Regions from separate parts of the Mus musculus genome. Here all the other regions are linked to region 2. Evidence: chromatin loops called from intact Hi-C (ENCODE). Cell type or tissue: heart. All regions are shown on one strand.

Region 1 (5,000 bases), 140 kb before region 2:
AACTCCTACTCAGTGATAACTTGGTCAAGGAAGAAAGAAAGAAAGAGTTTAAACTTTTTAGAGTTTAATGAATGAAGACACATCATACCAAAACTTATGGGACACAAAGAAAGTAGTGGTAGGAGGAAAACTCAGAGCTTTAAGTGCCTCCAAAAAGAAACTGAAGAGACCTTACACTAGCAGCTTGACAGCACACCTGAAAGCTGTAGAACAAAAAGAAGCAAATACACCCAAAAGGAGTAGAAGGCAGGAAATAATCAAACTCAGGGCTGAAATTAACAAAATAGAAACAAAAAGAACTATACAAAGAATCAACAAAACCAGGAGCTGGTTCTTTGAGAAAAATCAACAAAATAGATAAGCCCTTAGCCAGACTAACTAGAGGGCACAGAGACAGTATCCAAATTAATAAAATCAGAAATGAAAAGAGAGGCATAACAACAAAATATATCTTAAAATAATTATTCTGTATGTTGAAAATATTAAAATCATGTTCTACCAAAAAAAATACTAGATCCTTAGAATTCTGCTTCTTTTCAACAGACTGTGTCTGTCCAGAAAGTCTTCATAAATCGAAGAATTGAAGCAAAATATTTGTACTTGACTGAAAATATATATAACTGTAGGATTTTGTTTGCAACATGTTTTCAGAACACTGTCTGAAGACGTGACACTCGAGGCAAGCCAGGGAAAGGTATCTCCTCCAGGGGAACAAACTAAATGTATCACCACTGGGATTTCTCTTTCCCTGAAAACTTACTACCTACCCCCAGCACTTGACGATCGGTGGCTAGCCTGTGAAGTATCTTACCTATGATAGGGATGTCAGGGGTAACATTGGTGGTTTTCTCAGACAGTCCTGTATGGGGCCCTCCTGCTGAGGATGCCTGATCCCCATGGAAAGAGCCTCTTTTCTGCATGTAGATGGTTTTGGCTTACCTGGGGAGAAGCTGGCAGTCTTGTTTGCATACTTTCTGTTTTTCATCTGCAGTCTGGTCGTGACAGTGAGCCCTAGCTGTTTCTTCCTGTCACTGGCTCACAGGAATGGTGCTGAGTGCTCAGAGGTGGCACAGAGCTTCAGGGTTGGCAGGCGATTCACCAACGCGCCCTCACTCCAGCCCTCCATTGTCACAGCAGCAGGTCCTGCCTCTAAGAACCAGAACATTGGTGATTAGTGTGCCTGGTGCCTTGGGGCAGGCTGTGGGGGAAAGAGTCATGGTGTGTCTGCACCAGTTGTTCAACAATGACATTTTCAACAGTCTACTGCCCACTTCCACACAGGTGACTTCTTTTATGTCTCTCTCCATTACAAAGAATTCCCTCCTCACAGTAGGATTCTCACAGGTTTCTTCTTCACCTCTAGAGCTTCCTGGGATTGCATCCGGTCTCTCTGCACTCTTTCAGTCCTGGTGAATAAAGGCTCCCCCCCTTTAAAAAATAAAAGATATGAGCTTGGGTGGCAGTTTGTCACTGTGATCATTTGTCACGGTGTTCTTAATGGGATAGACTTACTCATATTTAAGTGATATAGGATAGGGGTTTGTATAGGATAGGTTGAAGACAGGGGAAAGAGGAGATCTTTGAAAGTGACCCTTCCTAAGTGAAGGGTGAGCAGAGGCTACGCAACAGAAGGTGAAGCAGGAGCCTGCTTCCTGTGAAGGTGGAAAGCAGGAAAGGTGAGGAGAAAACAGAGCTGTGTACTGACTTGTGGAAGAAAGTAGAGTAAGAACTGGGGGAGTCAAAAGACTTTATCAAGAGTGGGAGGAGAATGGGGCGTAGAGGAAACCTAGTAAAGAAAATAGAAGACCTGGTTGAGATTTGAGACAAGACTCTAATGCTACATCAGATCATATGCGTTAAAATATTCCCCAGGCACATTCCACAGTTCAAAAGCAGACATGAACAAGATTCACAGCTATATTCGCCCAGGTTCCATTTTTGCTAGGCCAGTGAACTGAGTGAGCTGAAGGAGCGAGGAAGCAGAAAAAGCAGTGACTCATGGAAGATGCATCAGAAAGAATGAGCATGGGGGGCAGGTGCGCTGGTCCCTGTGCCTGCTGTGGAGTATATAACATACGAACGGTTGCAGAGACAACAGACGTAGGTTTTCTTCTTCTGAGGCTTCTCTAGAGGCTAGCAAGCCAGTCTTTCTCCGGGCTTTATTTCTTCGGAGCCTTCTCTCCCTTTATGTATGTGGGTGCAGATATGTAGGTGTGTGCAGGGAGGGCAGAAGTCAGTGCTAACCTCAAGTGGTCGTCTTTATGTGTCCTCTACCCATTTTCTTCTCTTTTGGAGACAGAGTTTTACAGAAATTAAGTGATCTCGGGGCTGGTGAGATGGCTCAGCGGTTAAGAGCACTAACTGCTCTTCCGGAGGTCATGAGTTCACATACCAACAACCACATGGTGGCGCCAGAGCGAACGGTGGCGGGGAACAAGAGGGAGGAGAGAAGGGGGAAAAAGGTCTTTTCAAGAGACTTAGATTTAAATATATACACACATATATACATAATATATATACCCATACATATATATACACATATATACATTATATATCTGCTCTGCTGTAAATGCCTAACATTGCATCATGAATTAGTGTGTGGGGTGATGAGTGAAACTTGGCCCGTTGGACTCAATCCATGGAAAATCGATTTTCAAAATTGCAAGTAGGGTCCTTATAGACGCTCAGTCCTCAGCCAATCCCGAGATGCATGACTGAATTCAGCAAGGTTCGGATTCACAAACCATCCAGTTCGCATCTTAGTAATGTGAAGTGCTCGTTTAAAGTCCCGAGGCAGCGCCGGCGTCCGGGTCTGAGAAGAGCGGGAGGAGGTGGCGGCCTTGGGAAGATGGCTCCTTCTCCTACCAAACGCAAGGACCGATCTGATGAGAAGTCCAAGGATCGATCTAAAGATAAAGGGGCCACTAAAGAGTCAAGTGAGAAGGATCGTGGCAGAGATAAGACTCGGAAGAGACGCAGTGCTTCAAGCGGAAGCAGCAGTACCAGGTCTAGGTCCAGCTCAACCTCCAGCTCGGGCTCCAGCACCAGCACAGGCTCAAGCAGTGGCTCCAGCTCGTCCTCTGCATCCAGCCGCTCAGGAAGCTCCAGCATGTCCCGGAGCTCCAGTTCTAGCAGCTCCTCCGGCTCCCCAAGCCCTTCTCGGCGCAGGCATGACAACAGGCGGCGCTCCCGCTCCAAATCCAAACCACCTAAAAGAGATGAAAAAGAGAGGAAAAGGCGGAGCCCTTCACCTAAACCAACCAAAGTGCACATTGGGAGGCTCACCAGGAATGTGACCAAGGATCATATCATGGAAATATTTTCTACTTACGGGAAAATCAAAATGATTGACATGCCTGTCGAGAGGATGCATCCTCACCTCTCCAAAGGCTATGCATATGTGGAGTTTGAGAATCCCGATGAAGCAGAGAAGGCTCTGAAACACATGGATGGAGGACAAATTGATGGCCAAGAGATCACTGCTACTGCTGTGTTGGCACCCTGGCCTCGGCCACCACCTCGGCGATTCAGCCCTCCTAGGAGGATGCTTCCACCACCTCCCATGTGGCGTAGGTCACCCCCACGGATGAGGAGAAGGTCTCGATCCCCAAGACGCAGGTCCCCTGTGCGTAGGAGGTCTCGCTCTCCTGGCCGCCGCCGCCACAGGAGCCGATCCAGCTCCAACTCCTCCCGATAAGCAGGGACATTGATTCGTACCTCTGTAACTTATGTTCCCCAGACTCTGTTTTGTCCTTTTCTCTAGCCAAGTGAGGGTCTGTAGAGAAGGATCCCTTACTGGGTACAGCAGTTGAGATATCTCCTCTACAGAAGGGTTCTGGCTTGTAGAGCTACTGTTGGTTCACGGCTGCTCCCATAGAGGTGCCCTGTAGTTTTCTGGCTAGAAAGTTCATCCCTTCAGTTCTTGATAGGCTGGTAGCAGAGCCAGCTGGAACCTATGGCAGCACACGGATTTCCACAGATGACCCAGAACCAGACAGCCTGGTCTAGCCCCCGCTGTGCCACACCTGTGCAAAGGACCACAATGCTGTTCTGTTGGGCCGACCATGCCCTGCTGAGTACGCTTCAACTTAGAGGGCTAAAACCTTTGAAGGATTCCTCCACAAATGGTTACCTTTCTGTCCCCGTGTCTCTGTTACTTTCTAGAATTTGTGAGCCAGTTCTACAGGGTCCTCATGAAACCTACCCCACCCCGTTGTCACCTGCCATTCATGGTGATGTTGCAGGTTAACCTTGGCAGTGTGTACATTGCCCCTTTTTGCTTTTATTGTACAGTCAGTACTATAAAATTTGTTTTGAGTTTTATAACTTTGTAGCATTTTAGATAAGGTTGTGTTTGTACTTGTGTAGAGTGAAAGGACTGTTGAATAAAACCTAGGATTAGAATGCAAAAAAAAAAAAAAAAAAAAATAAAGTCCCGAGGCCTTTGTGTGGCAATAGCTAACTGAAGCACTCCTGGTCTACTTTAAGCAGCTAGGTCTTTTTCTCTTTAATTTTCACCTAAAAATTTGAAACCCTGTCTTAAATATCATCCTGGAATTTGCCAAGTAGGCTAGGCTGGTAGGCAAGCTGGGATCCTCGTTCCCCCCCCCCCTTTTAAAAAGTGAGTTGTTGAGATCAAACTCAGTCCTCGTCTAACTTCACATCTTGATAAGCCCCATTTCTGATCAGCCACATTCAGAGGTGCTGGGGTTCATGACTTTTAACATGTGAAATTTTGCAGAGACAAAATTTCATTCCAAAAATGGTAAAAATTGGACTATAAAAGGATTCGGTATGTTGCCAAGAGCCAGTGTCATCGGAACGGATAAAGGAAAATTGCAAACATGATGCTTGTAGGTTATAGTCTGATGCCTAAACTTAGTACTTCATGGTTGCTTCACTAATTACTGAAACACAGGTTGTGAGAGTAGCTGCAAAGAAAGAACTCAGTAGCTCTTGAGGCCAGCTCTCTGGATGGGATTCCACTTCACGCTGAGAGT
Region 2 (5,000 bases):
CTGCCTCCCCAGGCCCTTACTACACTTCATACTGCAGGTGCAAGATAATTTGTTTTAAGTTTCTGTTTGGTGTCTCCACCTTCAAATGGGACTCCCTGATTCATAAAGAACAGCTTCCTGTTTCACACCTAACAGGAAAAAAAAAAAAAAAAACAGTTGCAGCTGAGTGACTTACACCGCCCCACCCCCAACACCAGGTGGGGAGTGACATTTCAATTATATGCAAAAAATTAAGTACACTTTATCATTTGTTTCTTATTGGATTGAAAGATAAAAGGCCAACTTCACATTTTATGCAGCAAGTCTTGTTTTCTTTAAGCGAATAAAACCAAAGTATAATGACCAACGTATATATGAATCTCACCACTTGGCATGTTAATTTAAATTTTTAATTTTTAAAAAGACCTTAGTCCCACCAGATTTGGTAATTAAAAACATGTATCTTTCTTTTATTTCAAGCTAGTTGTTAAAATCTCAAAGTCCTTTTAAAATATCTGTACCGAAAAGCCAACTTTTGAATGTAATAGGTAAACAGGAGCATTAAGGTAACAATTTCAATTCACATTTGATTCATAAATAAATTGCAACAAAATTCCAACCACTACTTTCACCAAAGATTTGACTTTATATTATCATGAGTTTATAGTTAAGCTGAATAACACAATTTTCATTTCAGCAAAATCAACACACAAGCAATATACAGCACATACTTTTGAATACAATTAGCCAAACATTAACTCATTATATGTACTTTTAAACTGCTTGATATTAAAGTTATCCACAACTGTAGGCTGATTTTTTTTTTAAGAGCACAATGTAGGGAGAGGGAGTTTAAGTGGGAAATGACCACAAAGCATTTGTAAACTGCTGAGTCCTGAGTAAAAAGATAGAGGAAAACATAAATTTCAAGAAAATCTGAAACACTAAAGTTAGTTGTCCACTAATGCTGACTTTTCAGTGAGTCATACTTGCCTTCCTAAGTCAGTTTTACTGAACATATGGTGAAAAGAGTTAACTGTTTGGTAACTTCAAACCTTATATTCATTTAAACTGGACAAAAATATATACTACAGCTGGCAGAAATGCTATACAATGCTTAGAGCACACAATATCGTGTGCACAAGGCTCGTCTGACATTTATCTGATAAGGAACTGGAAAATTGTACCGTTTATAAATACCTTCTAAAAACTCAAGTTTCCACTTCCAAATCCAAACTTCCACCAGAATCAAACAACTTGTAGTGTGCACAGCATTTTTTTCTTGGCACCAGGCTGAGCTATCTGTGGTCTATCCTCAACTTCCTGCAAATTACCAAACTTCTGTCCCTTCCGCGTTGCCTACTCAGTCTGAAGCACTGAAGTTCTAACTTTGTAACTTTTTAACTCAGAATACATCTTTTGACAGTATGTACTAAAAGGAAATACCGTGAATACAAAGATCTAGATTGGAAAAAAAAAATTTTTTTTCCAGGAAGTAAGGGATCTTAGAATATTCTAAGTCCCACGCCACTAGTAAGAAGTGTGGACAGAGCTCAAAAGCATTAATCCCCGATCCTCACTCTTAAATTAGTTAATTTAGAAGAGTATCTATCTAAAGTCAAAGCACTTTGTTTAACTAGCCAACATCTAGGAAAGCCATCACACTTTGTTACCAAAGGAAAAAGAAAAAACAAAAAACATTTTTTTTTTAAATCCTGCGCGTAGCAAGCCCCCAACACACCTGGCTGGTTCACTCAGTCAACGAAGGGCAGGGAAAGTTCCAACCATAACCGACCAGCTCCAGACAAAGCTGACGGTCCAACGGCGGCGGGCACTCGGGACTGTTGCGGCCGGAAGGTGCCCGCACCTGAGTGCACACAGCTGGCGGGCGCCGGGCGCGCGGAGGCCCGGGGCGGGGCGGCGGGCAGGACCGCTCGGCGCTGGCCCGCCCCGGGCGCCTCGGGCCGGACACGCCGGGCCGCGGAGAGCGCGAGGGTGGCCGCTCGCCCGCCGCCCGAGACACCTGTTTGGCCGCGCCGGCGCGGACGGGGACGCGGACCCGGGCGGCGTTCCCGAACCCTCAGTCGCCCTGCCGCCGGCAGCCGAGCCCCTGGACCCGCAGCCCTCGGGCGCCTCCGCCCGCCGTCCCTGACATCAGCCCCGGCTCCCTCTCGCCCCTCCCGGAGGCGGGGAGGAGGACGACCCCCCACCCGCGACCTTCGCTGCCCTGGCCCGCCGCAGCACGGGCAGGGGCCGCTAGCCTGGGCCGCCCGCGGCCGCCCAGATCATCTCCCGGCGGCGGCGGCGGCGGCGGCGGCCGAGGCGGGCCCGGCGCGCGCTCCTGCCGCTCGCTCCCGCCGCTCGCTCCGCCCCTCCCGACCGCGCGGCCTGGACCACGGCCCGCCTACTGCGCAGCCGCCACCCAGGGGTCTCGGAGATGCTGACGTCCCGGCTGCAGCAGCTGCAGCAGCAGCAGCAGCCCCGGGGAAGGGCGGGGCCTGGGCAGAGTGGGCGGGGACACCGCGACCTGCGGATGCGGGGATTGGCCGCCGGGTGTTTGCCCCGCCCTCCTGCGGAGTGGGCTGGGAAGTCCCGGCTTCCCCGAGCTCAGGGTTTTTTTAGCCCCCTTCTGGTGAGGTTGAGTGTTCTAATTCTCTCAGGAAAGCAGAAAGCGAAATTAGCAGGGAGTACAAGTAAAGAACTGCCTTTTAAACTGTTGTCTGTGGAACAAACCTCAACGTCACGCTGACCTCTAACCCAATCTTAGCCCCCCCCCCCTTTTTTTTTGCCTCTTTTCCTTTCACAGCATTCCTCTATCCTTAATAACAAGAGATTTGGCATAATGAAGAGTGCTCTGTAACCAGATGTGTGCCTCAGAAGAACAGAGAACTCATATAGTGACAACGGACAGAAAGCCTCTTGGAGGAATGTGTGTAATGGCATTTTACTTCTGTTCTGCTATGGCAAATACTTAAGAGTTTTACAAACTCAGCGGGGAGTGGTGGTGCACGCCTAGCACTCGGGAGTTGGAGGCCAGCCTGGTCTAATAAGTGAGTTCCGGGACAGCCAGGGCTATACAGAGAAACCCTGTCTTGAAAAACCAAAAAAAAAAAAAAAAAAAAAAGAGAGAGAGAGAGAGTTTTACAAACTCGTCTGCTCTGCTTTGGCAAAGGTCCTGTGTACCAAGAAGCTATCTTTGTGGCAGCAACGGAAGTGGGTTGCCACCTGGTGAGGCAGCAGGGAGTGGAAGTAAGATCTAGAGACCTTAACCATCATCTGCAAGGCCAGGCCCCCGGATGGAAACACTGTGCCCTGCTTGATAAATGTTCAAACTATGCAGTTCTGAGCACACCACAGCATAGCTATTAAAAGTGAGGGTTTTGGAATAAGACATTTAAGCTTTATCTGAATCCACTTTCTGCCTCTACTATTATAGATGCTAAGTTGTAAAGAACAGGTATATTCTGGTTATGATTGTAGACAAGGAGCTGTGTGTGGTGATTTTTGTTTATTAAGTCGTGAACCAGCCAGATATCACGGCAGGAAACAGAAAGCATATTGGAGACCTAGCCGAACTCGATTTTATATCAGTCACTGAATAGCCCATTCATTCATTAATCCATTAGTCACAAGAAAGAATTGAGCCGTTCATCGTCGTTCATTCGGTAAGTAAGGGGAGAGTCCTAACAAAATCAACACTTTTACTTAGCCTCACCCTCTAACACATGATAATCGAGATCAGAGTCTGGGGAAGAAAAGCCACATTCCAACCATAGTAGGCTGGGATCTAGGTGATGAACCAATTCATTGTGTGTAGTTTTAGGAAGCTACTGAACGGCACCAATAAATCCCCCCCCCTCAAAAAAAATTCTTCCAAAGGAAGTTTAAAACTTGAAACAAAGCTAGGGATTTGAATTCAAAGGTCTCCTTTTCAGATGAGAAAATTGAGGAAAGAATGAGAAACTGATAGGACAGGCCAGAAAAGAAGAACAGGTGAGTGCCCTTTCTCTGGTCCATGGCCCTCCAACTTCTCTCCCAGACATCCTTAGCTCCATCCTTCTCTTTTTCTCAGCTCCTGCTCAGGCTTAACTCCACCACACACAGACAAAAAAAAAAAAATTGCCATGCATAAATGTAAAAGAAAACTGCCTGGAAGTCCAAGTGTTCTAAATATAAAACCAACCTCAGAATTCTATGAGTCCCGAACTCTATTAAGAGTTATAATGACTAAAGAATAACATCATTTTAACAAAGATAAGAAACACCCCCAAGGATAAGTTCTAAGTTTAGGCATAGTCATATTTAGCAAAATCACAGGCAAAAAGGAATGGAAATAGAAACAATATTGGTCAAATGACCACTCCCTTCCTTAGGTTTTTGGTGTTCTTTTTTTTAAAAGAGTCACTGTTTTATGAAAACAATACATGCATATGCAGATTCAAAGCATGTAAGCCAAACAAAAATGCAGATAAGTTGTACAGATATAGGATGAAATAATGTAATAATCAAAAAGTTCTGTCTTGTTTTCTTTTAAACATTTCTCTAAAACTAAAATAAAAAATATCTCACAAGAGTGCATACTAGTTCACAAATTATGTATTTGACACATATTCTTTTCTCATGAAAGGATATACCCCAAGTCCTTACTGATATAAACAATTCCTTGATGAACTTAGCTTTGATAACCATGTAGTTATCTCCTTGAAGGTAGAAATGACACTCATGTCAGCTAATTTTTCAGTACTATCAACTAGAAAAGATGATTGCTTTTGAAAATATACTTCATATTCGGGGCTCAAAGCTGACAAGGTTGTGCTATTTAAAACATAGATGAATCCCAGCTAGTATTGTTGTCTGTCTGGTATTTAATGTCTCAAAAAAGTATTTCAATTCATGTCAAAGCTCCTTGGAATAAGAAGACAGATGCTATTAGTTGTCTGAATAATACCCTTTTGGACCTTTCTAGCACAGCCCTGATTATTTGCAGCGGGCCTATGTATCCTATTTGTTTACTTCCTCAG
Region 3 (5,000 bases), 420 kb before region 2:
TTAAGAGATAAGGAAATTTTACTGAGTCCAGAAAGAAGGAAAGGCTAAAAATCTATGGGGGAAATATCCAAGTAGTAACAACGAGTATCTTTTTCATGGCCAGTACTGACTTCCGATGGATACTCCCGATGGATCCTGGGTTTTAATTAACTATGTCCCACAGTGAAGAGGCACAAAGCCTGGGGCCAAACATTGTGCAAGCAAGGAAACAAATCTTTTCTTGAGAAACACAGCCTGAAACCAAACCACAGAAATCAACAATAAAAAGTTCCACAAAACATGAATCTATAATTTTAAGTTATCAAACCCTAACCCTAACCCTAACTCTGGAGCAAGCCAGTCAGCCTCCATGGCTTCTGTATCAGCTCTGACTTCTAGAAGCACAGTTTGAGTTTCTGCCTTGGCTTCCCTCAACGGACTATGATTCGGGATATAGAAGCCAAATAAACCTTTTCTACACAAGCTAGGTTTGGCAGAAAAATCAGTAAGACTGGCAGTCACTGTATAGGTCTCGTAGAAGGCTGAAAAGAAAACTCCCATATGACTTAGCCATACCACTCCTGGGCTTACATTTACAGTACTCAGTATTCTTTTATAGAGATGCTCTGAGATCCATGTTCATGGCTGCTCTATTGACAATAGCTCGGAAATGGAATCATCCCGAATGTCCAGCTACCAATGAACAAATATGTATACATATACGTACACATATACACAATACATATACATATACACAATACATATACACAATGGAGTTGTATTCAGCTATACAGAAAAAAATGAGATTATGAATTTTACAAAAAAAATAAAGGGGCTGGAAAATATTATTATAGTGAATGAGGTAACCCAGGCCAAGGAAGACAAACATTGTGTCCTCTCTCACATATGGATCCTAGTTTTAAGGTTTTAGATTTGTGTGCTTACATTTGTGGTATCTTTAGAGGTCAGGAAGCTACAAAAGGCCAAAGATGGCTACAGAGAAATTTCAAGGAGTGTAAGAGATAGTAGAACATGTGAGCTATAAAAGTAGTTCATTGGAGGAGAATACTGGGGGGTGAAAGGCTTAAGTGGAGATGGGAACACGAGGTTGGGCTAACCAAGACTAAGGATGTATAAAGAGGTCTCAGGAAAACCTACTACTTTGTAAGCTAATTGAAAAGTTTAACTGGTTTTAAAAGGAAATTTAAATGGGAATACCCTGCATGGGAAAAGAATGCTTCCCCTAAAGGCATGAGCTACTAAACAAAAATCTCAGGGCTGAAAGGCTGTGATATACCTCCCTAGAGTTCTTGAGAAGGATGACCCAAAGGCACACAAACAACACGATTTTCTACAATGCTCCGAGCTGTCCACCACAACTAGATGGTAAGAACCTATGTCTGGAGACAGGGTACCATTTGCTTGCAGCACACAGATAAAGCAAACTAGACCTGAACTGGGAACTTACTTCTTGCTGGTTACTTTTCACTGAACTAAAAGGGTGCTATGCACCAGGGTAGAAAACGCAGTGCTATATCATGAATGCCTCAATACCGACTTGCCAGCACCCAAAGGAAATGCAGCCCACAACTAAGGAAAAAAATTTTAAACTTGTTTTAATCACAACAGAATTAAGACACACATATTAAATGTCACATGAACACTAAGGAGAGCTAACAATCGTTTAAATAGGGGAGATTGGATTTCACTCTTAAATAGATGGAACCAGATCTTTGTATTTTATTACTTAAGGCAGCAACAGCAGGCTACATTGGAACTGAATTATTGGAACTGAGTTATTAGCCCTGAATTTGAAGGTTAATAAGTCTTTGGCTTTAGAAAAATCCAGACACTGTTCCACATAATTATGAGACGCAATTAAAATTATGTTTTAATTTCTGCAACCTCTTTTGAAGGTATTTTTATGTGCGTTCATTTTGAAATTTCTCAGTACCAATCCCTTGCTGGTGAAATTACTAAAATCAACAGCCACCAGCATCCAGTCATTTTCTGAACCAGAAACACATCCGACAATTTTCTTCAAATCTTGGAATAAACTGTCTTTCAGACAGCCAGCTCTGAGTACTTCGGGGAACTAGATATAGTATTACAACCCAAAATTAGAGTTATCTAGCACCTTACAAAGCAGTCAACCCCTCATTTGCAGAAAGAGAAAATGTGACGCCAGTGGAGGAGCACTAGCTTGGGTCCAACAGCTGGTGAAGCCTGTCATCTCTAGTCCTTCCCGGGGGTCCTCCTCTACCGGAGCCCCAATGCACGCCAGCACCCAGGAGGTGAGGAAATGGACACCTCCACACCGCCAAGGCTAGCAAAAGGTCCAAGGTAAAGAGAGGGGCAGCACCTCTTGCTGCCAGTGGGTAAAGCAGGCAGGTCCGTTACACAACGTCTCCTAGCAACAACCTCCTGAGGGAGGGGTAAAGACTGACGATGGTTCTCTACAGGTAGAACTGGCTCAAAAATAAAAACCCCAAACCCCAGGTTAGGCACGCACCCGCGCCACCCGCGCAAAAGCTGGCAACTGTCAGTGCCCGCACCGCGGCATTCCGGGACCAGGAGCCCGACTCCGCCCACCACCCCGACGGTTCAGCCCTCGGGAGGAGAGAGGCGCGGAGATCCAGACACCTCCCGCAAGAAAGCTACCTGAGACTCCGCCGCAGCCCGCAGCTCGCCACCCACCACGGTCCTTCAGCTTACTTCCGGGGTCAAGTCGACGTTCGGCCGCTCCAGATCCCGGGTCCCAGGCCTCAGCCCCCGCCCCTCTAAGTCCCGCCTCCACTGCCCGCCGGGTTTCGGCCCCAGTGACTTCCGGAACGCCGCGCGTCACTAGGCAGTCTACCAGTACTTCCGGAAGCCTTGAGCCCCTCCGCCAGCCCGGTGCGAGCGAACCAGATGCTCCCGTGGATTTGATTGGTGGGTCTGGAGCGTACGTCTCCTCTGATTGGTGTTCGGGAAATCTGCCCGGGTTGGCGCGGCCGCCCGCTGGGCGTCAATCATTTTCTGCTTTCCTGCGGGTTGCGAGTGTTGGCGGCAGAATCATGGAGGACATAATGCAGCTCCCCAAAGCGCGCGTCAACGCCAGCATGTTACCACAGTATATCGACCGGCCCGTGTGCTTCGTGGGGAAGCTGGAAAAGGTGCATGCGGGTTCGGGCGAGAGGACGGGACCACGGCCACTCGGGAAGGACTGCGGGGTCGGGAGCTGAGGCTGGGAGCAGGTCACCTTTAAGCAGCATTGCCCTCCAGCTTGCTGTAGTTTTCACAAGAAGAGCTTGTGGAAACTGCTAAGCCATTGCAGCAACATTTTGGTGCCGCTTCTTTTATGTCCCCAAAACTGTTTGGAATGACCTTTTAGATCCAAGCGCTCCGCGCCCCCTTTCTTTATTTACCAGGAAGGTATTTACAAACCTGGCTCCTCTGTCTGTTGTTCGAGTTTTTGTTTTAGCCAGACTTAGCTTCTTGCTTCCCTGTCTTTTGCAGCCGTCTCTATTTATGGGCCTAGTTTTTCTACTTTGCAGTCGTCTCCCTATGAAACATTTCTTGATAGCCCCTCCCATATTCTATAGATACCTTGTATCTAGCCCAGTCTTAGATTGCAGCCTCGTCCTTCCTATAGGTAAAAATTAAGCCCAAAGGCCCAGAAATTGAGAGTGCCGAGGGAAAGAAAATCCTCTGTAAGGACTTACCTGCTAGGTCATTTCATTCACACATTTTCTAAGGGAAAAGAATTTCTAACTAAACAGGTAGGCTGACTGAGCTGCTCAAACCTCACATCGAGTGGCAGAGCTCAGTTTCAAGGGAAGTCTTCCTCAGATCTGGCAACCAGTTCTTTTAGATCATCGTTCTTAATTTTAAAAGAAAGTATTCTGAGCCGGGCGGTGGTGGCGCACGCCTTTAATCCCAGCACTCGGGAGGCAGAGGCAGGTGAATTTCTGAGTTCGAGCCCAGCCTGGTCTACAGAGTGAGTTCCAGGACAGCCAGGGCTATACTGAGAAACCCTGTCTCGAAAACAAACAAACAAACAACCCCTCAAAAAGAAGGTATTCTGTGAGATGTACTAAATCAAGAATGTTGGCAGAATTTCATTAGACAGTGAAAGCCTCGTTTAGTTTTAGTGTACCAAGTGTCTTTTGCAAATAAAAGAAACCACACAAAACACTAAGCAAATATTTGTTGTTTATTAGAAATTCAAAATTAACTGGGCTTACAATCATCTGATCAGGTAATAAGATTATAACTTGAACCAAATAAACTGTCCAAAACCCCTATTACTTTATATTCAACCAAATGAAACTTCAGGGAATCTTTTAAATATTCATTTCTGTAGATTCTGTTTTCTAAATCTATGGCTTTTTGTCTTGATTTCCTTTTTTAGATTCATCCCACTGGAAAAATGTTTATTCTTTCAGATGGAGAAGGAAAAAATGGAACCATTGAATTGATGGAGCCAGTATGTTTTAAGTGATATGCTCTCATATTTAATTTTTTGGGGTTTCTTATTATTTCTGATTTGGGGGTGGAAATGTGAAGATTACACTTGTATAACTTTAAAAATCAAATTCATGCTCTCATATTTTGTCTTATTTCCATTTCTAAACTTTAGTGATTCTTAGGGCTCCAACATTTCTGAAAGTGTCCCTTAAGTATTGGTTGGATAACAATTTTTATTCCTTAAAAAAAAAATCCAAAAAATACATGTGAAAAATTTTTTAAACTGCTTCTTCCATAATCACAAGCCTGGCCTTCAAGAGCTGGCCCCAGGTGTGTTCCTCCTGCTTCATACTAAGTGGCATTGCTAGTCAGTTTTATTTTCTATGTTTAATTTTCATATATATATATATATATATATATATATATATATATATATTCATGCATATTTTTATATTTCTAAATTTTTTAAAGTTTTATGTTTAATGTGCTTAAAACATCTTTGATATTTTATGCCGACAAATCCATATACTATTTGGTTACTTGATATAGAACATGTAAGATTTATCCACAGT

Evidence for each region. Peaks named below come from ENCODE experiments on the same cell type or tissue, not always from the same donor. Only the 100,000 strongest peaks of a DNase experiment are listed, where the experiment ranks them.
Region 1: it touches region 2 in a loop (7-fold over the local background); 7 of 42 quality-filtered maps call a loop at or near these places.
Region 3: a loop joins it to region 2, with 2.4 times the contacts of the local background. A loop is called at or near these places in 2 of 42 quality-filtered maps.

What each region holds. Positions count from the first base shown.
Region 1 is chr6:7,981,235-7,986,234 of GRCm38, reverse strand. It overlaps Gm35446 (a long non-coding RNA gene), which reads right to left. Exons shown (of 4, transcript XR_377335.2): 2 at 940-1,149. It also overlaps the pseudogene Rnps1-ps. Among named protein-coding and RNA genes, the nearest start is that of Gm35446, 2.9 kb to the right of the region's middle. In heart, a CTCF peak has its summit at 2,399 (motif pointing right); no DNase peak of the experiment used is centred here; H3K4me3 peaks cover 765 bases.
Region 2 is chr6:7,842,115-7,847,114 of GRCm38, reverse strand. It overlaps C1galt1 (core 1 synthase, glycoprotein-N-acetylgalactosamine 3-beta-galactosyltransferase, 1), which reads right to left and starts at 1,891. Exons shown (of 4, transcript NM_052993.3): 1 at 1,721-1,891. In heart, a CTCF peak has its summit at 2,597 (motif pointing left); a DNase peak (open chromatin) is centred at 2,414; H3K4me3 peaks cover 2,342 bases; H3K27ac peaks cover 1,979 bases.
Region 3 is chr6:8,257,134-8,262,133 of GRCm38, reverse strand. Rpa3 (replication protein A3) reads left to right here and starts at 2,993. Exons shown (of 4, transcript NM_026632.4): 1 at 2,993-3,134; 2 at 4,373-4,447. The coding sequence starts at 3,036. It overlaps Umad1 (UMAP1-MVP12 associated (UMA) domain containing 1), which reads right to left and starts at 2,846. Exons shown (of 4, transcript NM_001302354.1): 1 at 2,641-2,846. In heart, no CTCF peak of the experiment used is centred here; a DNase peak (open chromatin) is centred at 2,893; H3K4me3 peaks cover 2,344 bases; H3K27ac peaks cover 1,735 bases.